Linked DNA regions of Mus musculus: regions 2, 3, 4 and 5 are each linked to region 1. The links are chromatin loops, found by intact Hi-C in ENCODE. Cell type or tissue: left cerebral cortex. All regions are shown on one strand.

Region 1 (5,000 bases):
TAAGGGACACACATCCAAGGTAGGTCACAATAGAAGCCAGGGGCCTGTGAGATACCTCTGACAGTAAAGGTGCTCGCAGCTGAGCCTGACACCTGAGTTCGATCCCCAGGGCCTGCATCGTTGAAAGGCGAGAACCAGTTCCTGAAAGTTGTTTTCTAACCTCCACACATCTGTCATGGCACTCCTCCCTCACCTCCCCCACCCTGCACCCTCACAAATAAATACATAAGTATAACTAAAATAAAATGTTTTTAAAGGTGCCAGAGCTCTACTTTAAAAATTCCCATGATTTTGTGTTTACGTATGGCCAATATCTAGGTTTGGGTTTGTTTACTGGTTCAGGGGTATTTTTGTAATTTTGCCAAGAATGAGAGAACATTTTTGGATATCAACAGAACACAGAGGCAAAGCCTTTAAAAGGCCGAGCCCGGGCTGGGAGCTGAGTCCCGGAATCTCCAGTTGATCTCAGCCCCTCCGGAACTACTCACAGCCCCTAGTCTGCACCTCAGGCACTTCTAGGTCTAATGTTCTCCCTTGCACACGGCCTCTTGCAGAGTCTCCACGCAAACTGTCTCTCAAGTTCTATCCAGGTGAGGAAACAAATAACACACTATTGCCCTCGATCTCTTTTGAGACGCTACGAGCAAATCATACGCTACCCCTCTTCACACTTCTTGGGAGCTCATCTGTCTGGAAACCCACTTTCAAGGAATGGAAAGGCACTGAAATGCCTGGAGACAAGACATGACTTCCCTCCAGTCCACCCGACACCCTCTCAGAGTCACACACACACATACAGCCCGACACTCTCTCAGAGTCACACTGATGGTCTACAGCACGTGTGCCTCACTTGGAAAGCCAGTATCTCGTGAGGGAGGGATGGTTGCTGCTCCTTCCTCTCCTTAGCCCATTCTCCCTGGCATGCAGCCTGAAAGGACCAAATTCTCCACTCCTTAGATGTCTTTTCAAAAAAAACAAAAATTAATAAAAGGTTTTGCAGTTGCCAGGCCTTGAAGGCTAGCATCTCCAATACTCCCACCCAGCTCGGAAAGGGACCCGGTCGGAGGCCTTTCCAGACTGTCTACAGCTATTTCAGTCCAGTTCTGCTCAAGGAGCAAGGTCACTTGTGTCTTTTGAAGTCACACACAGCTTCCTTCCACAGTCAGTCCTCTCTCTCTCTCTCTCTCTCTCTCTCTCTCTCTCTCACACACACACACACACACACACACACACACACACACACACACACCTCTCTAGCTCTTCCTGGGGCAGGGAGAGAAGGAAGTGTCCCATCCTATAACTGCTGTGGTAGTGGCATGCAGGATGGAGAAGGGTGGGAGTGAAAAGAGAAATAAGGGGAAGGGTAAAAAGCCAATCGGCAGCACCACGATGGGGGTGTTAATTGGATACAGACAGACAGAGAGACAAAAGAGGATTAAAAAGGGGGGGGATCGGTTTTTAAACCCTCCTCCAATTATTTGATTGAACTCAAGAGCAGATTACACTTGGTATAAACTTAGCTGAGGAGTGCCAGAGAAAGCTATTAGGTGCTAAAATTCAAATTCACTCACAATTGCAGCTTGCTCCCAGGTGTCTCGGACTCCTCTCTTTAGTAAATAAGGCTCTCTTTTCACCTTTCCTGACTTTTAAACTTATGATTTTTTTTTTTTTGGACAGAGAAGTGTAAACATTTTTTAAAAAGAAAAATTTTAAGTATTTATTAAATATTGCAGATCTTTTTTCCTCCTTCAGAAAATCAACATGTTTGACTTTTTTCTCCTATTCTTCAGTCCCAAGAAACCCATTTTCCAGCCCACGTAGACACAGGCAAAATGCAGCCTATCGCTAACATGTAAAAGGACAAGTGACAGTTCTTTAAAAGGAAATTTGATTGTAAATGACCCAAATTCTGTATTTAAAGCAGCTATGGTCCCAGACTGACGATACAGCTGGAAGGCACATCTGTAAAGTTTGTTGCCGTGGCTCTCAACAGGGTCTGCATGAGGCTGAGCGCAAGCTGTAACCTGAATATTTTGTTGGCATTTTATTTTTTACCTTAGCGTTTATATTTTAAAAGCATAAAGTATCAAAATAAACACTTCCCCACACTCAAAAGCAAAACACTCAAGTTCATCTACTTTTCAAAAATCCCAAAGTAATTTCTGACTTAAATACCCATCAATCAACTATAATTCAGTCCGTGCAGCCTGCCTTAGGTATCATGCACGTGTTTTTTGTTTTTGTTTTTTAAATACCAAAAAGGTTGATCAGGCATCTCTGTAAGTTTTCCTATTTACCTCAATCTTCCAACTAAATCAATAAAACCCAAGAAACAAAAGCAGCAGCAAGCCAACACAACACACCACACACACACACACACACACACACACACACACACACACACACACACACACACCCCAGCTCCTGGCCAGAGTACACAGATCTGCTCTACCCTGAATGGCCTCAGCAAGGCCACTTGTTCAGTGCTGTGGGCCTTGATAGTCCCAATAAGAAAAGTTCCAGGACAGCACAGAAGCATGTGACCTGGTCTTTTAGACCACCTTTTTTTTTTTACTAGTTTTGGAAAAAGAGAGGGAAACAGACAGACAGACAGACAGACAGACAGACAGAAACGGGCACTGAAATGAAAGACTTGTGCAACTTTCCAGACACTTTGCATTCATTACCCCAGGGCATCAAAGGCATGAAGATACACAGGCAGCCCAGATCCTGAACACAGAAATCACACGGTTCTTAGTAATAAAAGCTGATTTTAAACACAGTACTGTCTGCTCTACCACTGACACCTCCGTCTGTTCCCTCTCTCCAGCCTCCCAACACTCAACTGGAAGAATAAAAGCGAGTTCCTGCTCCCCCGAGTCAGGAATCCTCTCCATAGAATCTTGTTTTGTACCCCTCTTCACACAGGAACCATCACTAATTACATTACTTCATAAGCTATCCTTTAAGGCATCCTGTATCAATAACACATAAAACTTCAAATAATATTATTTTTAAGACTCCAACCATATTCATATTGACAATAATTTAAAAAAACAACAACAACAACCAACAAACAGATTAATATCTTCCAACCATAAGAACATCATTTTGGCCAATTCGACAATTTCTCCCCACTTCCACCCCACCCCCGGCACCGTAGCCAATATTAATCATGGGCGAAGTCTTCACTGCGCACCTGAATCGGACCTCTTTTCACAGCCACCCACTTTGATCTACACTACCTCAGCAGGTTTTAATTAGGAGATGAGAATTGAACACTTGGGCCATGATGTACAAGTCGGTGACCTCAGTGGTACCCTTCCCAATAAAAATACAGAATACAGTATCTTTAAAGAGAAACTCTCCTTCTGTCCCTTTAGTTCCGATTCCTTCTTATTGTGACTCTACATTTCATGAACCGAGATTAGAAAACAAAACAAAACTCCAACTTGATGAGAAACAAAACCCGCCATTCAAAGTGAATAACCACAGAAGACTTCAAACGAGAAGGAAAATTAGGAGAGAAGGAGACACATAGGCACACGAGCCCCCGGCTTCCTTCTCTGAGCTAATAGAAAGAAGGAAAGAAAGAAAATAACAAGACAAAATAACAAGAAAAACCTAAGAGGCACACTGAGGAAGAGCTCCTTTGATATCGGTATGCACAATCAATACATCTCTCAAAAGGCGCCTCTCATGGCTAAAACGACGCAATTATCAGCTCTGCAATAAGGTTAGGTCCTGGCACAGGCACCTGGATGATTCAGAGGTCTGGGAAGCCTGTCTCAGGTGCTTTGTCTGCGTGTTCCATCCCCTACAAGCACCATCCAACAAAGGAACTATTTACTAATTTCACAGACATTTGAAAGACCTGAGTAATTGCATATTCAATCAACAGTGACCCCTTGAAAAGATTCTTTTTTTTCTTAACAGAGAAATCCAGAGAGACATTTAGAGAGACCTTTAAAAGGAGAGACGTAAGGAAAGCCACCTTCCGCAGCCTCCCCCCTTCCCATGTGTAACTATCAATGTATATCAACCGAGCATGCAATCATATCTATTGTCACTTTCATTTATGTCATGCCCTTGCTTATATGGTTTAGATATGAATTATTGACTGTTATACACCTTGTTGTAAAAAATAAATAAATATACGGGATGGCAGGTACTTTGCCCGGCTTTAAAGTGGGCGAGAAAGTCAGAGACCAGCAGCCGCTCCCTGTCTGCATGCACCCCCCCAGTCCCTCTTTATGCCCTGGCGTTAGATCGCCTTCCCCACCCTTTCTTCTTACAAGGGAGCGATTTAACCCACTTTGGAAAATTAAGGACCAAGATAAAGAAACAAGAGGACAGTTGCTAAGTGGCCTTTCTCCGCACATCTGTTGTTTAAGAACACCTCTGATTGATGACTGCGATTTTTTAATTGTTGCTTTAAAATTTAAATGCCCTCCTGGGATGTGTTATAAGTGTGTTAGTCTATGATATGAGGCTCAGAAAGTAGCAAAACAAGAGAGGGAATGATCTCTGGATAACATAGTGCCCTAAATCTAAAGAGGGTCGGTCCCTGCTAGAAAAACCAGAGGCCATTCAAAAGCCCGTTCACCTAATATTGAATTGGACATTCCACAAAGGTATTCCAAGACACTCTTTTGAGAACCTCAAGTTGGTGACTCTGTGTAAATACAAAGAACAAAGTGGCCAAAAAAGAAAGGAAACAACAGCTTAGCTCTTACTCCCCTGCCCAACAGCAGGGGTGAGAGATGGGGGTCAGTCATTGTAGACAAAAATCTATTTCTTCAGGAAATGGATTTTTACATTTGTATTTTTCCCCCAAAGGCATATCATTCTATAAATTTCCCGTCCAAACCTCTGCCTTAGCCCCAATTTCAAAAAGAGTTGGGGCCAGATTTAAAGACAACATACTGCTTGAAAGCGGCTGTCAAAGCTGTTTCCCTTTAGAGAAAGCAGCCATGGACTTCCCTGGTAGCGCTTGCATT
Region 2 (5,000 bases), 1.0 Mb after region 1:
ACTGATGCCCCATCTACCTCTAAAGCCCGCTCCTCACTCGTCTCCCCTCCAACTCCCAGGACGTTGCATAGAGAAGTACACTGGCCTCTTCCTTTTAGCTCTGGGTCCCACCTCCCAGATGATCAACAGTAATCATAAATGGTTTCTGTGGTCCTCACTATTTAGACCTCCTGCGAGACAGGCAGAGCCAGCATTTCTATTTTACAAATAAGAAAACAAAGCTCACGTGTGGTTAAATTGCTCATAAAACATGCCTACCGATAGAAAGTGATAGGAGCCTGGCTGGGTCCCAGCTCTTGTCTGTGTCCTGTGTGTTCTCTAGTACCCTGTGTTCCCCCTACAGAGCATTGCTGAGTGGACAGCTGTCTAAGATATGGATACAATACTTCTCAAAATACCTCCCAAAGCCAGGTAGCTCATCCCTGTAGCCTCAGTATTTGGGAGGCTGAGGCAGGAGGATTTTCATGAGCGTGGGGTAACATGTGCTACAAAGGGTCAGATCATCAAGAGCTACAGGCTCAAATCTTTTCTCAAAAAAAGAAGAAGAAGAAGAAGAAGAAGAAGAAGAAGAAGAAGAAGAAGAAGAAGAAGAAGAAGAAGAAGAAGAAGAAGAAGAAGAAAGAATCCTCCAGGTGTTAATTTCCTATAACTTCCCCCTTGTTATTTCTGCCAGTCTACTACTACAGAGTAATGCTTTTGGGTAAATGCAGCTTTCCCCCCAGGCATTCAGTTTAAGCTCTAAATATCCTAGGATATGGTTGGCACCTCTGAGGACCCCATAATAAATGTAACTAACTTAAACTCTGAAACCTAAAACACCTAGCTTATTCATATAAAGCCCTTTAATGTTGGTGTGAGTATGTACAGTTGCATTTAGTTGCATACACGTGTACATGTATGCATGCATGTACATTTGGAGGCCATAAGACAGACTCAGCTGTCCTTTCTCAAGTGCTATCTACTTCTATGTGTGTGGGGGGGTGGTGGCATAATCTCCCCCATAGGCATGGGAAATATCTGTCTTTCTCTCCCTGGCAATAGACTGTCACAACTAAGCAATTATGCCCAGGCCATTTCAACCTGTGTTCTGGTGGACCAAAGTTAGGACATTGTTCTTTCAAGTCAATCACTTTGCCAGCTTTAGATATTATACAGACTAGATCTTGGTCTATATAAATGGGAGTGTTAGATACATGGCAGAGTTACTGTAAAGAATTTTAAGAATATACATAAAATACTGGATACACACACACACACATATATATGTATATATATAATCAATAAGTCACACAAGTTTTAAAATATAAAGTTAAATGTGATATGGGAGGCTGAGAGTTCCTATTAAATTGTTCTGCCATTCAATAACTCTATAGGTAGAAGAATAGCTGCTCTGTTAATTAATTTTCATATTTATGAAACATTGTCATTATATTATCAACACTACCCTCACAAACAAACACAATAATGCACTATAAGTTGTTCCCAGAGCAAGTAATAATAATAAAAAAAAAAACCCAGCTAGATGATAGGTTCAGTTGTCACATCACTTCTGCCATAGGATGAGCCCCAGGCGTTCCCCTGTCCAGTATCTCTTGTTCCTTCTAAACAGCAGCATCATATGCTGATGGGATGTCTTCCCGATAAAATGGACCAAGATATCAGGAAAAGGAGAGCACTGAAGATGGAAAGAGAGGGGGTGGGGTAGCATTCAAGAGGTCACAGAAACCAAGTCTGTCGCTTCCACAATGAGGTACCCAGAGGATACCCTCCCAATTAGGAGGCCCACTCCTGGAAAGGTGGCCATTGCTCTCTGTCCTCCTTGAGACACTACACTAGCTCCCTTTGCCTCACCAAAAAGTACCCCTCCCTGCTCCTCAACACCCACATCCATCATGGACCAAGTCTCTTCCCACCATTTATTGACACTCATTTTCCCGTTCCCCATGTGTGCAAACGCAGTGTGGCCTTTCTGGCAAGTGGAAAGAGAAGAGGAATGTGCCGGGGCACCCTCATGCCAAGTGCTAGAATGCCCAGTACTGTGTATCACTGCACGTAATGACTTGAGAGAGAAAGAGACAGACAGACAGACAGACAGACAGACAGAAAGACAACAGATCATCTCAGGCAGAGGCAACAGAGAAGCAGCACCCATATACCACCCCCTCTCCCCGTTGCAACCTAAAAAAGGACAATCAGGTTGTCTTCATGTCCAGAGAGCAGAGGTCAGCTCCAGAACGAGGGAGGTCACTGTCGAAAATGGGCTTCAGGACCCAATTATGTCCCTCATGACATTGGTTTGCAGTGCAGAACCAATTTGAAAATGTGGCATGATCAGCAGTTTCGCCCCAGGAGAGTCCAGGACCAGAGGAAAGGGGTGTCATAAATCAAGCCTCAGTTGCCCTGAGTGGGAGCCCCGGGCTGGACTAGGCCAGGCGGCTGTGAGGCAGGATTGAGATGCATTGGCTGAGCTGTGACGGTGACCCCCAGACTGAAATAATTGGGGTTGGGGGAGGTGCATCATGGGTCAGACTAAAGGGTGGTGAGAGAATATAAGGGGTGGGGACTGGGAGGAAGAGCTTTCAAAAGGCCTGCCTAGACAATGACAGGCTCTGGTCAGAGTAATTATCTGCCATGTTCAGAAGTACTGCATTCACTTTTAAAGGACACACATACGCACAAGCCACACAAATACACAGGCACAAAAGGGAGAAAAACCCTCCTGAGAGAAAACAAAGTATGACTACTATACAGCAAAAACAGTAGATCCCAGAGGGAAAGGCGATTGAAACTTAGGAACTTCATTCCAAAGTAAACAGTGCCCTCTAGAGGCACGAGGCTCACATGCAGGTGAAGTCAAACAAAAGAAGTTTCGGCGGAAGTGACCCTCGAGCTTTAGATGGCCTGGAAGGAGGACGATCCCATGCATTTCCTCTTCAGACTGAGTATCCATCATCCTTTCCCCAAGGCAGGTTTACTCCAGTGACTGTGAGGATGCCTTTAGCTGAACACACTTGCCAATGGACTGCTGTGTCATGGGAAGTTTCATTTATAAAATTGAGTGTATGTGTGTGTCTGTGTGTGTGTATATATATATATATTTATATATGTATATATATATATGTATGTATGTATGTATGCAGAGAGAGAGAGACTTCAGGATACTTTGTAGCGTAAATATTTTTGAAGCCTATATTATGACATATTCTGTCAATTTCCTCAATAAATCTAAATTCAAAATTGATCTCACAAGTGCCAGGCCAAGTGATAAAAGGCTAATAGGAGACCATTAAAGGCAGAGTTCATTGAGTTCCCACCATGAATCTCTCCAGAAGCAGAGTCTACTCTGGTCTCCCTTTCCAGGCTTCTAGTTAGACGTTTACCACACATCTCAGCCACTTCCTTACCAATGCCTCCCTCTCTCCTCCCTTTTACACAGCTGTCCCTATTGGGGAAAAGAAATCCTAGCTTCAAATAACCAGATGCAACCTCAAATTGAAACCCACTGGCATCAGGCCACATGCACAGTGATCTGAGATTCCATTGTGTTGTCACATCATGGCTGACAGTGACCTTCTCATTTGGCTGGTGGAAGGAGCCATCAACGTAGTCATGGGAGATATCCAAGTTGGTGTCCAACAACAACAAAAAAAAAGTGTCTCTTCCTTCCCTTCTATAGAGAAATAGCAGAGACTCCAGCCACCAATCTCTTCCTCCTGGGTCCACACTGCATCCCAAATGCCACCAGACAGGTACCCAAGTCATTGTCACCCAGCCACCCATCCCTACTACCACCATCAGCATCTGGTGAAAACAAACTTCTCAGGCATTTAATGTCCCTTTCAGTCCTCGTTCTATTGCACCTTCTAGCTCACTGCCTTCTGGAACATTCTAAGACAGACCATCTGCCTTATGAAGGCTACCTCACCCATTTCTACTCCCCTCTGCAAAATTCAAAATGTCTACCATCTCTCTCTCTGCCAGACTCCAGACTCATCTTTGTTGAGGTCTCTCCAGCTATTCCCAACCTTTGATATCTTGACCAGTTTGGACTCTGGAGAATTGAATCAACTTATTCCTACAGTGTTGGGATTGAGCCCAGGGCACCCAGGAGCACACATGCTGAGAAAGTCCCTTCTACCGCTGCCCAGCCCCTTTTCATGCCTTATTAATTTAAAATTTAAAACTATATAAAGAATGATGCACATCTCTAAGTATGGACATGGAAAGATGACTGCTTCATTGGTGACTTGAGGGAATAAATATAATGTGTATTTTGAGCCACTTTTGTTTTAAAAAAATACACACACACACACATGTGTGTACACATCTATAAACACACAGTTACAATGGACAGGGATGGTCAGGAGTTTCTACTTTTTAAACATTCTATGATTTTGGGATTTTTTAAACATTTTTTCATTCTGTCTGTATATACTTTTTGATTTTAGAAAAACAACATTTTTCAAATAAATCAACAAACATTCACTTGCCAAGTGTTAATCTAATTGCTAGGGGGCCTCTAGGGTGGTCTTGGCTTTCTACAGAATTAATATCTGGGAGAAAAATTCAACAGAAGACTGAGACAGGAATATGCAAAGAGCTATGAACTTAGTCAAATCCAGGGGAACTCGTAGACATAGGATGTCAGCTTTGTTGGAGGCTAAGCAAAAGAAAAAAAAATTTTACTGGAGGACCAGGCAAATGAAAACCACACTAGTGTCTTACTGAGTGCATGCCCACTGAGTGGAAAAGAAAGCACTGGGCACTCTTGGTGGAGGGAAAAGACTCACGATAACAAAGGTGTTGGCCTATCTAGGGAGGAGCAAGCAATTCTGCATGTGTAAACAAGAACATGTAGGAAAAGGAGAGAAAGAAGATGTTAGAGCAGCGGTTCTCAACCTTCCCAATGCTGTGCCCCTTTAATACAATTTCATTGCTACTTCATAACTGTAATTTTGTTACCATTATGAATCCTAATGTAAATATCTGTTTTCCAATGG
Region 3 (5,000 bases), 250 kb after region 1:
TTTTTAGGGAGAATGAAAGAAGTTGCCCGTTTTAAGGCTCTCCTTTAGGAATATAAGCCTATCATGTTTAGATAGGCAATTAGACTTAAAAAAAAATCTGCACTACCTACCCACAGGGCATTGAAAAGTGATAGCCCTGGGTGACCCTTGCCAGGTGAATCTTGTTTTCTAGTTTACTGTGTTTAGAATAAAGAATGTGTGTGTGTGTGTGTGTGTGTGTGTGTGTGTGTGTGTGTGTGTGTGTGTGTGTGTGTGTGTGATAAAGTCTTAGCTCATAGAAACTAATAAAATGCATCTATGATTTTTACTTCTAAAACATGCTCTTTGAATCAGCAGTGGACTGATACCAGAATGACCTCTTACCCCAGATACACACAAGCTCAGGTGCTCTGGTATCTATATAAAATGGCTCAGTATTTGCATATAACGTACCCAATTCTCCCATAGAGTATAAATCATCTCTAGATTCCTTATAATACCTAATACAATGTAAATGCTATGTAAATAGTTGTTAGACTGTATTGTTGAGAGAATAATAATGAGAAAAAAAAGTCAGTATTTGCTCAGTACAGATGTAATTATCTTTCAAAGATTTTTTTTTTTCTCCTCTGCAGTTGATTGAACCTGCAGATGAGGTACCGGACAAGCCTTTAAATTGTGGCAGAGAGGAAAACACAATCATGGATGGAGCTATGGAGGAGTGCAGGGCTTGTCTAGATGTTCTGAAATGTCAGTAGCATCCGAAGAGCCTTTCCAAAGTGGAGACTGTCAGTTTCTTTTCCCCGAGTTTCTGAGTCCCAGGGCAGAATTGAGGCCCAAGAATTCAGTCAGCTGATCTGTTGGCTACACTCTCAGCATCGCTGGTCAGGTCTAATGATTACATTTTCCAGGGTAGGAAATAGAGATGGAGAGATGAGCGGTACTTCAGGCCCCATCTCTGCCCCAAAGCTGTTCTGAACAGAGACGAGGGTAGATGCTGCTTTTCCTGCGGCAGGGTGAGACTGGTGCACAGGTACTGCGAGAAGATTGCAAGCGGGTCTCAGGAAGTCACATTCGTTTGTCATTCCCTCCAGAAATCTGTGAGATTATGGTGCAAGAGCGAGTGAGCTGGGATAAAAGGAATCTACCAGGCCTACTGATGTCTGGGGAGGGAGTCACTGAGCTCCCAATCTAACATGGCCGTAGCTGCGTCATCAACAGCAACAGCAACAGATGGAATCCGAATCTCCCTTCTCAGAGCCCCAGGGCTGGCTAGAGCTTTTCCTGTAGGCTCCTCGGAGCAGCTCATTTTTCCTCATTTCTGCACGATGTTGGAACCAATTAGAAAAGTGATACCCACAGCTTGACTACTTTTAAGATTCCATCCATGCAGGAACACGGACAGGGCATCCACTCCTAAACCTCCCACCTGTACATCCCGCCTTATCACCTTTGTGGGTACTCCCTTTGATGTCAATGGACCCTTTCTCCACTGAAAATTAATAAACATTTTGTTTTAGTTACAGCATTGACAAAAAAGACAAACGGAATTCAGTCTTGCTTGATAATTAAATATACATCATCATTATTTCTTCTAATTAAAAAAATTAAATGCAAGCATTTTTCTGGTCCGATCCACTTTTGGTGGGAATCTGTGATGCTTGGGTCTGAGGGTTAATTGTGCCCTGAGAAGTAGCTGGTAATGTCGCTCCTGACTTGGCATTAAAAAGAAAAATAAAGACCTGCATGGTCCCAAGTTGAGACTACCGAGTTTCTCCAGGCAGCCCAGGTGGTCCCTGGTGCAGGTGGATGCTGGAAGTAGGGCGGTGGTAAGGCTCTGACAGTCCCCAGGGTGCTGGGATGCCAGCGGTCAGGTGGTCCCCAAGCTGTACCCTGTGTGCATCAAGGAGGCGCGGCCAGGCTCCCTGGACACCGCACAAACAGAGAGGAGCGCGGCGCAGCTTTCTTTTGCATACAATTACAGTGATGGCATCATTTTTTTTGAAACAAACTGTCCATAAATGTCACTGAAAATCCGGGTCTCCTTTTATTAAAACTGAAAAATGTGTATAAATGTAAATAACGGATGACTGATACAGGGATAAGAACGCCACAGCGGCTGCCGGCGTCTCTCTCTTTCTCTCTTTTTTTTCTCTCCTCCTCATGTAATTTGCATTAATAAAGAGGCTGTTCCTTGTCGGAATGTGTTTCATCCGGTTTAAAATCCCAGGGCGATCCGCTAGGAAGAGCTCTGGGAGAATCCAACTGTCAGAGCCGACAAGACAAATGAATCCCGGTGTCAGGAGCGTGTGGTTCAACGATGACAGATTGAGAAGAACTGTCCCCCTCTCGACAGGCGGGCTTCATTTTCAAATTAATAAATCTGAATAAAATATTTTTCCTTTCATTACGAGCGGAGCCTGTTTGACAGTTGCCGTGACAGGAGGAGTAGCAGTGTTGATGAGAACAGTTTGCATGAATCCCACCTGGGCCTTTTCTGTTTTATTTTTACCTGCAATCTCTTCCCTGTTTGCCTCTCTGCTTACCCCTCCCTCACCTCCCAGTGTCTTCCTTTCCCCTCCCTTCCATTCCTTCCATCTTCACTCCTCATGCATGTTCCTGCCTCCCCCTCCTTGCTTTTCATTCTCCTGTTACTATTTCCACTCGGGAAATTTCTTCTCTCTCTCTCTCTCTCTCTCTCTCTCTCTCTCTCTCTCTCTCTCTCTCTCTCTCTCTCTCTCAAAGCTACCATCCTGACTAGAGAGGTTAGATCATTATTTTTCTTTAAAAAATGCCTACAACTAATTATTTTGAAATGTATAATTTATCTCTGTGTCTGTATGGACCATGGTTACAATCCAAGCCCAGGACAGGGGACACAGTGAAATATCTGTAATTTGTATTTTCTCCTTAGGATATACTCTTCATTATTTTCTCTTTACAAAAATAAATGAATGAATGAATGAATGGATGAATGAATGAATAAGCAAGCAAGCAAACCTTCCAAATTAACATAAAAACATAAAGAAAACCTTTGCCGTTGATTTCCTTACCAATGCTGAAAGAATGAGATCAAGTGCGTCTTAGGGATTGGATGTGCATAGTCACGTCTTAGTGCGCGGGGTGACAGGCTGTTCCTCCTAAATAATTGAGGAGCACTTCCTGGGAAACAATATGTGATCATTAGAGAAATACCATTGAGAGAAGCGACTTCTTGATAATAGAGGAGGCTTTGGTTTTGCATTTGGTAGAGAATCTAATCACAGCAAGTAACTTGCAACAACCCACTTTGCAGTGGAAGATCCACAGAGCTAGACAAAAATCAATCTGACTACAGTACTTAAGTGACTCCTGTATTCCCCACATTAAATACAGAAGTCTCTCTTACCCTTTGAACAAGGAGAAAAGGGAGGGAGGAAAAAAGGAAGGAAGGAAGAATAAGGAAGGAAGGAAGAAGGAAGGGGGAAAGGAGGAAAAGAAGAAAGGAGAAATGGAGGGAAGAAAAGAAGGAAAGCAGGCAGGCAGGCAGGCAGGCAGGCAGGAAGGAAGGAAGGAAGGAAGGAAGGAAGGAAGGAAGGAAGGAAGGAAAGAAGGAAGGAAAGAAGGAAGATAGGGAGGAAGGAAGGAAGATAGGGAGGAAGGAATGAAGGAATTCTGCAAGAAACCCTAGAATAAAATGGTGTGGGCATTACAAGATCCATAATCCAAGGGTCTGGTCTATGTTTCCTATTTGTTGTACTCTACCCATCCTTTGTAGCTCTTGTTTCCTATCCCCACCTCAATGTTCTGACTCTGAAACATGTGCATTACAATTTTCTAGGTCAACTTAATTCCCATCATTTTACATACAATGAGCTTTGTGTACTACCCATGCCCTCACTAGTCTGACAATACAGCCACAAAGATACCAGGCATTTGTGTTTGGGTGCATGGATGTAAAGTCTTAAAGAAGCAGTTAGGAGACTGTGCAGTCCTGAGAAGTCCATCTATCTACTTTGTGTTTTGGAGGGGATGCTTTTTAGCCATTTTAGGTGTGAAATTTTGCTCTAGCCAGTAGATGTAATGCTCACATTTCTTGGATAGGCAAAGCCCACATTACATTTTGATGAATTCTGGAGGTAATTACTCTGATAGAATATCCAGCTACTAACATACCAAAGGAAGACTTCATTGGTAAGATTGGACCAAGCTGCACCATGAGTGTTAAGACTCTCGAAATTCTTACCTGGGTTATTATAGTTCTTTAGCATACATCTCTGTATTTTCAGTTTCCCATATTAATCAGAAATACCATTCCGCTAATATTGTTACTGATAGGCCCCAAACTCAGTTTCATATGAGCTTGATTATAATGTTTAAGTGGTTATTGTGAACATATAAAAATGAAATTAATTTATTATTTCTGATAAATTCACAAATGTAAGCAATACATTCTGAGTACCTTATCTCCCCACCCACTTCCTTCTACCTGCAAGTCTCTATCTTTCTATTTTATATTTTTAGCTTCGGGTTTTATTTTATTCTATTTTTAGCTTCATGAGTCATTGGGTTTAACCGTGGCCACATGCACAGTCTATTCTAAGATTTTATTTTTCACACATTGATTATTTTGAGTTTTACAACAGGTTTGGGAGGCCAGATGAATATTATAGCATTCATGTAAAGAGTTTATAGGAAACTGTTAAGATTAAGTGACTTAGATATAATTATTTGGCTCTCAAATAGAAAAGGGGACATGAAATTTTCCTTACTTTACTTAGCATTACATTTTCACTAATTGATGTCCCCCTGGTCTCATGTGTAGAGAAGTCTTAAGGCAGGAACAGAGAGGACTATTATTAATTCTCCAATGGCTGGGAATTATTGCTCTTGCCTCACTTCCAGCGTACAGTATAATTTATAGCTGCCTCTCAAAATCTTTTTATTTTCACATCCCATCTCTCTTTAAAAAGTTTTGGGTACTATTCAGTGATTAGGAAAGAGTTGTGTCAAGACTATTACTGCCTTAGGCAAATGGTGAT
Region 4 (5,000 bases), 49 kb before region 1:
CTCAAGCTGGTAGGCAAGGCAATGGGACAGGAGGAAGAGATGAATATAAATCCACAGTGATGCCTGGATACAAAGTCACACAGACAAAAGGCTAATTAGTTAGTAGGGTTACTTGTAAATTGATGGAATGCCCTAGTGTTTGAAAGCATGCAAAACTCAGAACTCAGGAGAACGACCCTGACAAAGAATAGCCTCAAAGCAGCACCTCTGGGACACCCTCTTCAAATAAACACAGTGGGTCTGCGCAGTGTGGCTTTTTACACTGGGTGTTTTAGAAAGAGTTCAATGCAGCTGTTTGCCTAAGGCAACAATGCGTTTTCTTATTCCACAAGCTCTGACTTTAGAAATGAAACAAAAAGTAAACTTTAACAGTGTCCCTGTAACGATGGCCACAAATTCAACATCTGTAAACAGATAGTGATATTCTATTTAAGTTGGGTTTTTTGTAAGGCTGGTTCTCATCTTGCTGAGAAGGAGAAGTGGCCCTACATCTCTGAGTCATGGTAGTGGTTCAACCTGCCCAGCTTTACTTGTTTGGAGCCTACTGCTCTCTCCCCGCTGTCCACCCTCATCCTGCCCTGCTCTGAACCCAGCACACGGAAGGATGATGGAGATGATCCAGAATGCAATTACTGATGGAGAAGATGATCTTAGTCTACCTCATGGATTGGGAGCGGCAGCTAAACAGGACAATTTTGAAGTGACCTGCAGGCTGGTGGGAAAATAGCTCAGTGGGTCAAAGTACTTGCTATGTCAACCTGACCATCTGTATTTGATTCCTGGATCCCACTATGGAAGGAGAGAATTGATTTCTAAAGGCTATCTACGAATCTCCACATATGCCATATGTCCTGTGGCATGTACACACCTGCACACGCACACACACACACACACACGTATGTTTTATAAAATGACCTGGCTACATGTGGTGATTGTTGCCTATAATCCCAGCACTCAGATAATACAGGAGATGATGGATATTTCTTTCTGAGTTCAAGGCCAGCCTAGTCTACATAATGAGTTCCAGGCCAGTCAAGGGTATACAGTGAGAACCTGACTCAAGAAAGAAGGGGAGAGGCTTGTCACTTATAAATGGATGCATGGGGGGAAGCTTAAAACCAATGTCTGTGGAGTAGGAGGGAAAGATTCGAACACAGAACAAGCCAAACAGCCCCAGTGCTACAGAGCTCTCACAGAGGCATCCCAGGTCCCAACAATATGACTTTTCCAATTGAGAAAACTCCCTTGCCCTACTTTGGGATCCCAGGTAAGAATGTTTGGTTTTGTTTTAACACAGAACAGCTATCATATCCATAGAACAGCTTCCAGTAGTCCTTTTGCTTATAGGAATGACATGGGCCAAGAATGGGCACCTAAGTGCCTCTCCAGAGGGAGGGCATGGCTTACATGAGAATAGGAAGGGATGTGTCATACACAGGAAGTGACCTGTTCTTTCCACAAAAGGGAGAGCCGAGAATTCATACCAAGGATGAACACTGAATACAGTCCATGTGTCAGGAGCCTCACAAACTGCCACCGCCTTGTCGCCTGGAACACTGTCCTCTGATTCTCCACACTCACTCCCCCAAGAGCCGAATAACCAGTAAGCTGCTGCCCAAAAGATATTGTAAATAGCTCTGAGAGAGTACAGTTCAGGCAGCTTCCAATTAGCTCTCACTTAACAGTCGTTTTCTCCCTGCCAAGTTTGTGCAGTGAGAGCCCCAAGCCCCCGCCTGCTGTTTGGCTCTGGGTTTGGGAACACGGGAGTCATGATGGTGATTGGGCCGCTAGAAGTCAACACGTGTGCATATGTACGAAGCCAGGGAGAGAGTTAAAACGTGCTTTGGGGGGAGGTCAGTACCAAGCACAGTCTGGCGGTAAGACCAAAAGCTATGCAGAGTGCCAGGGATCCACCTCTTTCTCTAGCTCTGGCCTACCCCTAACTTAGCCAGCTTCCATTTAATTATGCCTGGTCATTTTACCCTTTACCTACCCTCCATCCTGCTCGGTACCTCTCCATCTGAATCTCAGTGGAGATATCTAGGAGCTAAAGACAAACCAATGGCCAATTAAAAGGTAAGTGCCTTGTGTTAAAAGCCAGGCCATTCAATATTCATAACTAGGTAGCTTTCGATATGGATGAAGGACAATACAATCTATAGTCAAGGCTAATCGGGGCACCTCGTTTTGTAACATAACCAAACACCTATTCAGCTGACGGGTGGGAACCACCTGCTCTCTCCTCAGCAGACTTCGGCACTTTATAAATATTAGAGATGTAAAAGACCAAAGAGTTGTTAATGTGTTTATTTCCTTATAATGAATTCTTCAGGCAACGGAGAGGATCACCGAAGCAGAGCTTAGTTAAAAACCCCAGCTGAATTTGGCAGCCCTACTGTTCTTTGGAGCAGCATCTAAGTAGTACTGCAGGAGAGAGCGTAAAGATTGTTCACTTGGGTATAATTTTTTTGAGAAAAGAGAAAGTGAAGATTTATCTCCCACTCTTACATTTCTTTTTCCAAATTATAAGATCATCAGATTCGGCACTAGACCTATAGAACGAAAGAGAAACGAGAGAGGGAAAAAATGCGCAGTAAGGCGGTAAGGCCGGACACAGTTCTTTTCAAGGTTGAAGCACATGAACCTACTCAGCCCGTAGGGTTTCTCCTGCCAGCAACGGGATTACTGTCTCTAGAACAGTCAACTTTACAGTCTGTTCTTAGAACCCATAAGTAGTGCTTTTAAATGTTGGTTAATAATGTGCTCGACTCTATTTATGGGGGAGGGGTGTTTAATCTTTCTCAAAGAGTTAAGACAAGGTCACTTTATAAATGGACAGCAACGACAGGAAGTGATTACAGCTCACCTAGCACAGGGCTTCCAGAGAACAATCAAATCAAGATTCCTGCTCCCAGAAAGGGCTCTGTCCACTGGGAGGCAGCAAAGGCTGCCAGAAAGAGAAATGGGCCCGAGCTTGGAGACCTGGGTTCTAGTCCCTGCAAGTATCTTTATCTTAGAATCTTGGCAAGTGTACTGTGGCCAGCCATAGGATTCTGCCTAAAACTTAGGGCAGACAAAAAAAGAAAAAATTAAACAAGAGATGACGAAGCACGTAGGTGGTAAAGATAGAAGCTGTAGGAAGAAGATACACACACATAACAGAAATTTGAACTTTATAACTTTCCCCCAGTGTGAAAGACACCTCTACCACAGATAGTCAATGAGACTAGAACAAAGCAAATACAGTTGCGCATCCACATTTGCAGATTTGGGACTGAATTATCCAGTGTAGAATGAAAATCATGGCTGCCAAATATAGTTTGGGGCTTTTGCTGTTGTTGTTTGTTTGCTTGTCATTGCTTTCTAAATAGCTATTAATATGCAGAACATCACCATTGGGTTTTTTTGCATAATAAAATTCAGATTGAGATTATTTAAAATATATGAGTGATCATATGGTGATATGCAAATACTTATGCCATTATGTAAAAAAGAATTTGGGCATCCTTGGATTGGGTATCGTGGAAAAGTCTGGAGCTCTTGGAATCAGTACTGAGGTATAATGGCACACTAAATACAGTATGCTCCATTCCTGTCCTGTCCTGTCCTGTCCTGTCCTGTCCTGTCCTTTCCTTGGCTTTTAGAAATAGGATCTCTCTGCAAATCCCTGGCTGTTCTGGAACTCACTCTGTAGACCTGGATGGCCTTGAACTCACAGAGCTCTCTGCCTCCTGAGCTCTCGGATTAAAGGGATGCATCATGATCACCGGTTTTTAAAGTATGTTTCTAAGGGTTGTAGTGAAGGAAGATGGTCCTCGGGTCAAATTAATTCTGAAAAACGCTACTACACTATACACACCCTTCTAGCAGATATACAACAGACATTATATTAACACTCAGAAAAGGCTTGTGGTAAAGAAAAGTCGAACTTACAAACTCACTTGACAATGCTCTCTCCTTTCACACAAACAAATAAACACACACACACAAACACACACACACCAAGTAGATGGCATTTAAAGTTATTTATTTGAATGGCAATAATGACTAGTTTTGATTTGGAAAGTTAATGTCATTGAACCGCTGGTCAAGGTCTTGGGGGGCTATAGCATTTTAGCTACAATACCCTCCTTATTCTCTCTGATTAGCAGCAGCACGTGTTTGAGAGGCAGCTGGCTAAGGTGAAAGGTTAATTTCGTGGCCTTGAATCTCAGTCCAGTGAACAGACGCCAATGGGGGCTGGACCTCATCACCTCGTTCTCATTAGCTCTACCCAAGTGAGCTTAGGAGCCGAAGAAAAGAGCCTTAGTCACCATCACAAAGGGAACTGGAACTATATCATCACCAACACAGAACCAGTGGGCTCTACCTCATATGTTGAAGAAGTCACAAAAAAAAATTAATGAAGGTAAACTATTTTATCCTATCAGGAAAGCTGGACTCTTGGGAGGTTTTATAATCAAGGCCTTGGGATCCGGCCTCCAAGAGATCAAGTTCCAAGTTCATCTTTTAACAGCTATACAGTCTCGAATTTAACAGATTACCTACTTGAATCTCAGTCTCAAAACTCTATCAATAACAATAAAGATACCCCATTCCTCAAAGGTTTTGATGAGGATGCAAGGAAACGATGTTTGCCAATGAACTTAGCACTGTGCCTATCCCAGGATAAGAACCAATAACACTCATAATTACCCATTTATTGACCTGTTTACTTATTCATGTATGTAGTTAGTTACTTATTTGGGGGGAGGGCTGGGACCTGGATTTCAGGGCCTTCCGCATGCTTCCCAAAGATTTCTCCCACTGACCTCCACTCTTAGTCTTCTTTCAATTTGGTATTTTGAGACAAGATCTTAACTGAGCTGCTTAGACTAGCCTTTGCTCTGTAACTCAGGTAGTCCTTGAATTCAACAATCCCCCTGCCTCCGCTTCCCAAGTAGCAAGGATTATCAGTCTGTGTACCAGGACTGACTATATTGCTATATTTAAAGGAACCG
Region 5 (5,000 bases), 100 kb before region 1:
TTACCTGACCCTGCTCATCCTTACCCTCCACCAGCCACCTCCCTATGAAACCAACCCTAGTTATCTATCCTGCTTTGTAAGCCACTGCTCCAGTTTCTGAAGCATCACTGCACCTTTTAAGGCATGCCATGCCATTAGCAACTTCATTGAATATTATCTATGGTTTATGGATTTTAGTATTTAAAAACTGGGAACTTGGGACTGGGGAGTAAGCTCTGTAGGTAAGAGTATTTGCTGTGCAAGTGTAGGGACCTGGGTTCCAACATCTTGCACCCACATAAAAGCCAGACATGGCCACAAGGGCCTATAACCCCAACATTAAAAGGTAGAGATATGTACCCCCTAGGAGCTCCTTGACCAGCCAATCTTGCCAAAACCACAAGCTTCTGGTTCAGTAGGAGACCCTCACTCAAGGTAACAAGGCAGAGAATGACAGAAGAAGACAATGGATGTCTTCCTTTAACCTCTTGTGTGCATCCCCCCCCACACACACACACAAATACACAAAAGAGGGTGGGGGGGGAGAGAACAAAATAAAAAATCAGAACCTTGCCGAAGGCAAAAATCAGTTCTTTTTTTTTTTTTTTTTTTTGAGTAGACAGCACCTTCAACACATCATCTGGTGGTATAGATAAAAGCGCTCTGTAAATTCTAAAGCAATTTATGCATGGAAGATATCCTGACCTGTCAGAACCATGAGGATGTGGCTGTAAGTCATGCTGAGACCTTAGCGTTACTCCCAGTTGGGAAAGAAATGGAAACTAGGGCAAGAATCTAAACTGAATCATCAAAGTGGACGAGAGTGATCAGAAGCTCCCGCAAAGGTGGCTGTCTCAGTTGTACTATGCAAAAATAAAAACATCCAAATTTTATGTGCTTCTGGGTTGAAAGCGCCATGGTGAACAGCCTGACCATTTATAGACAGCCCCCCAGCCCTGTGCTTAGAATCAGGGTTTACACTTTAAGGAAAGGAATTCTTGATAGCTGGGGAGTGAAAAAGTTGGGTTCGCCAAAGAATAAGGCACCCAACAGCAACAGCATCACTTAACTAGCAAGTTTGGATGCAGGCTTTTGAACCGGGCTATCCCACTCCTGAAGCCTTCCTCTTAAACACATCAATATACTCCATTTGAAGAGTTGGTATCTTAGGCCCAGAAGGCTTTATTCTCTTCCATTTCTGTAGGTTAAATGGGTTTATACTCTATCAGGTGAAATTCCTAGGTCATAGATCTGATGATGCCATTTGTCATTCAAGGATGAAGACGGAAAGGCTCCATCACACCAGCTGTTTGACATTAGGTTACATAGGTTAGTTAATTAGGTTAATGTAATGACATTATATTAGACTCCAAGCCTCAGTTTCCCTACCTTCAATGAGATGAAATACATTTCTCTTGCGACTCCCACAGGGTTGCTTTGACAGTTGCTTAGGTATATACACATAGAAGTATTTGGTAAACTATAAATCCCTACGCTAAAGGAAGGGCCGTTTACATTGGTACCGTGAAATCATAGCATCATTCTGTCAAGTTAAGGATCCTTTCTTGTGGGATGGACTGTGGTCCCTTTTCTAAACAATTTCCAATCTATTATCTCTCTGTCTCCATGAGGCCAGGCCGCTTCACTTCCAGGACCAAGCAGACCGAGATTGGGAAGTTTTTCTCCATTGTTCTCTTATTGGCTGTGGTTTTTGCCCTTCTGAAGATAATATGGCAAACTGCATGGCTGGCCAGCTGTGGTAGGATCTGTAAAAATGGCTGCCTGTTTATTATTTGGCAACAAGTTCTTCATGGTACTTAGTGGTCTGGAATTGATTTCTCTGCCATTTAGTTTTCCCAAGGCTTCCATGCCTCTTCGCTTTCAACGTGGATCCCTAGGCTGTCCCTTCCTGGAAAATGGGCGTTGGTGAAAATTACCAACAACTGGGTTTGACTTTCCAAACTAGCAATGGAATGGTGACCTTGGCGTAGAGAACCAAAGAAAATGACAGGGACACCTAAACTCTTGAGTAGAACTACAGGACAGACCAAAGATGCCACAGCTCTTTAGCCTGGTGCCAATTAACCTCCCTCCACCTTGTTCCTGTAAATCATGCCTCCGACGTAGCCAGACTTGGTGCCAGACAATGCAGGTACAGGAATCACTTTCCTCAAAACACAAGCAATGCCATCTCCTATGAAGTTAGAATGAACACTTGAGGCAGAGACATGAAAACGACTGTTGCATAAGGGGACAAACAAACCCTTAGCCACGAGAGAAAGTCAACTCGATGGGGAAACGGAGTCATATTTGGAACTACACAAACTTGTGTCTTGTGTCCAGCATATTCCATTTCTTTTCCCTACCATGTAAAACACTGGAAGCTACTCCCAGGGACCCTCTGTGTTCCCCTACAATGAAAAACAAATAACACTGGGTTTTGGGGATCCACAGGTCTCCCCACTGGTCCATGCAAACCATAATCCTGCTGCTCTGCCCCCTAGTGGCTCAATGTGGTACATGCTGATATCTGTAAGGAATGACTCACTGGGCAAGTTCCTCCCAGTTTGGAGATTTACACAGGAAAATAAAGTTTTCTTTACTGATTTTATGATATAAAAATACAAGCAGAGTCATAGTTGCATGTATAAAGAAACTTTATAATATCACTATCTCTCAAAAAAAAAAAAGGAAAAAAAAAAGAAAAAGAAGGCAGAGGTTGATCTGAGAAAAATGGGGAGAAATGGAGACTCTAGACTGGGGAACCTGGGTGCTTTCAGCTTCCCCCTAGCCTCTGAAGGACAGCCATGATTATTCCCTGCAGCCCAACACTGTTCCAACATTCCAAGGCTAACTCTTTGAAGACACCCAGTCTCTGGGCAATGTTTCTTTGTTTCCTTTTCCTTTCTTTTCTTTTTCTTTTTAAGCTTATTCTGAAACACATCATAGACCCCGTCCTGTCTGAGTAGGACACATGCAATGCTGGCTGGTGCTCACAGGGTTTACTGTAATCCCTCCAAGAAGGGCTCCGGATAAGCCCTATGCGCGTGCCCACCCACTCCTGCGTGAGGCCAAGGATCCAGTGCTGACTTTGGGGGACTGATAACAACGGTTGCATTGTGACAGACAGAAGGACAAAAGAACGAAGAGGGAAAAAAAAGAGGGGAAAATGATAAACGACAGGAAGAAAGGGGTGACATTTTACCCTTGTCTCTGAAGTGGCTGCAGATTTACCAGCTGAGTTCCAAAAGGAAGAATTAGGGGCAGTCCCAAGGCCAAAGATGATATGACTAAGGCCGCTCCCAGTAAAGAGTGACTACAGAAATCTCCAAGCACTGACATGTGCATACACATGAGTGACCACACTTCACAGGAGATGCACAAACATAGCCCTGCACAGTCAAGAGTGTGTCAGACCTAGGTTTGAGCCGTGGAGGCAAAGACCTTTTCATAAACACGTTTAAGCAAGAAAAGCATGTAGAATGACCACGGTTCAAGAAGAAAGGAGAGAAAATCCGACAGAAATTCCTAATACCTTAGAACGAAGACTAAACCTCAATACAGACACTAAAATTCTCAGCTTTGCCATTAAAGCAGGGCCTAAATTATTGATCTCTTGCCTCTATCAGCATAACACTCACGTCCCAGTATCAAGATCTAAGTACACTGCAGTCCCTCTGCTGCAGACACTGAAATAATTAGGAGAAATTCTCATTAAAGGAGAGTAAAAGGTTCAGAGACAGAGGCAGAGCAGAGGGTCTGGGAGATTGTTTAATGTCTTCCAAAGGGCCTGAAGATTACTAGGATCAAATCCCTGAGCAGTGCCCGTAGATGACAGCTTATCAAAGAGGACCGGTACAAATAAAATACACACAGTGACCCTCTCTGGTATGTTTACATCCGTGGGTATCTGTGTAGAGTCACACTCACGCTGCAGGAAATCAATGGCTGTGACTGTACTTGCAGATGGACATTGGGGCTGAGGATAGCATGTCACAGGGGACAGGGGAGAGGAAGGGAGGGGAGGGGGAAATCCAAAATGTATGGAAAATAAGTCAAAAGAAACAAGTGAATGATGGCAAACCCACTACAAACTTTTCAATTTAATTTATTTCTCCTTTCAAAGCTCAAGGGGAGACCAGGGAGACTGAGCAGTGATGGGGGTACACAGGCAAGCAGGCAGGCACTTTCCCATGGGCTGGCAGAGAAGTCAGGGTAACAGACACCAATAAGCAAGCCACCCCACTGTCACAGGAACTGACTTCAAGTGGCACAGTCTCCTATTGATTTGAAGGTAGTCAGCCAGCTTTGCCTACCCTCCCCCCACCAATTAAAAAAAAAATCAGTCTTCTACACATGTTCCCAGAAATGGCCTAGACTTAGAGACCGAGGGAAGCACGGCCAACAGCTCGTGGAGAGAAGGGGTTACCACAAGGAAAATGAAGAGGCAGGGTGAAAAGTGTGGGGATAATGTATGCCTCCTGCTCAGCTTCATGCAGGCTCAGATACCTGCAGAGAAGTGGGCACACACAGGCGCATACACACACACACACACACACACGCACACACACGGACACACACGCACACACACGGACACACACAGGGACACACACGGACACACACCCAGGCACATGCGCACACACACACACACACACACACACACACACACACACACACACACACACACTCAGGCACGGACACATACAATGTTAGCCAATATTTAATGTCAACATGCAGTAATTTGGAAGAAAAATTCCATCTCACACAGCTAATCAGAATTGTTAGAGAAACCATTACCACAAACACTGGGAACATCTGAAATTGATTATTTTTACTTCATTTCGTTAATGAAATCCTCCAGCAACCAAAAACTAACCCTGAACAAATTTCTACATAATGAAAGGAGGGGAAATGAGTGAGTTCTCTTTTTAAAAAAAAAGGAAGAGAAAAAAGGGGACTCTCTTCATATTTGGTACACACGCGTTTACATGTATATGTTCCTTTACGGTTTCTCTCAGTGT

Evidence for each region. Peaks named below come from ENCODE experiments on the same cell type or tissue, not always from the same donor. Only the 100,000 strongest peaks of a DNase experiment are listed, where the experiment ranks them.
Region 2: it touches region 1 in a loop (3-fold over the local background); 4 of 42 quality-filtered maps call a loop at or near these places.
Region 3: it touches region 1 in a loop (3-fold over the local background); 5 of 42 quality-filtered maps call a loop at or near these places.
Region 4: a loop joins it to region 1, with 2.8 times the contacts of the local background. A loop is called at or near these places in 11 of 42 quality-filtered maps.
Region 5: a loop joins it to region 1, with 2.3 times the contacts of the local background. A loop is called at or near these places in 4 of 42 quality-filtered maps.

Annotation. Positions count from the first base shown.
Region 1 is chr1:168,422,770-168,427,769 of GRCm38, forward strand. All of the region lies in intron 2 of Pbx1 (pre B cell leukemia homeobox 1), which reads right to left. Among named protein-coding and RNA genes, the nearest start is that of Pbx1, 6.9 kb to the right of the region's middle. In left cerebral cortex, no CTCF peak of the experiment used is centred here; DNase peaks (open chromatin) are centred at 865, 2,766, 3,731, 4,242 and 2 more places; H3K4me3 peaks cover 4,081 bases; H3K27ac peaks cover 4,058 bases.
Region 2 is chr1:169,456,752-169,461,751 of GRCm38, forward strand. No RefSeq gene overlaps it. Among named protein-coding and RNA genes, the nearest start is that of Gm34535, 3.7 kb to the right of the region's middle. In left cerebral cortex, a CTCF peak has its summit at 2,830 (motif pointing left); DNase peaks (open chromatin) are centred at 2,452 and 2,815.
Region 3 is chr1:168,674,711-168,679,710 of GRCm38, forward strand. It overlaps Gm34320 (a long non-coding RNA gene), which reads right to left. Exons shown (of 5, transcript XR_373691.2): 3 at 3,033-3,141. Among named protein-coding and RNA genes, the nearest start is that of Gm34320, 54 kb to the right of the region's middle. In left cerebral cortex, no CTCF peak of the experiment used is centred here; DNase peaks (open chromatin) are centred at 1,913 and 2,248; H3K4me3 peaks cover 1,086 bases; H3K27ac peaks cover 884 bases.
Region 4 is chr1:168,373,646-168,378,645 of GRCm38, forward strand. The region is part of intron 2 of Pbx1 (pre B cell leukemia homeobox 1); the gene reads right to left. It overlaps Gm51671 (a long non-coding RNA gene), which reads left to right. Exons shown (of 2, transcript XR_003948152.1): 2 at 1-5,000. Among named protein-coding and RNA genes, the nearest start is that of Gm51671, 30 kb to the left of the region's middle. In left cerebral cortex, a CTCF peak has its summit at 2,916 (motif pointing right); DNase peaks (open chromatin) are centred at 1,715 and 2,931; H3K27ac peaks cover 1,364 bases.
Region 5 is chr1:168,320,619-168,325,618 of GRCm38, forward strand. All of the region lies in intron 2 of Pbx1 (pre B cell leukemia homeobox 1), which reads right to left. Among named protein-coding and RNA genes, the nearest start is that of Gm51671, 23 kb to the right of the region's middle. In left cerebral cortex, a CTCF peak has its summit at 2,483 (motif pointing left); a DNase peak (open chromatin) is centred at 2,468; H3K27ac peaks cover 89 bases.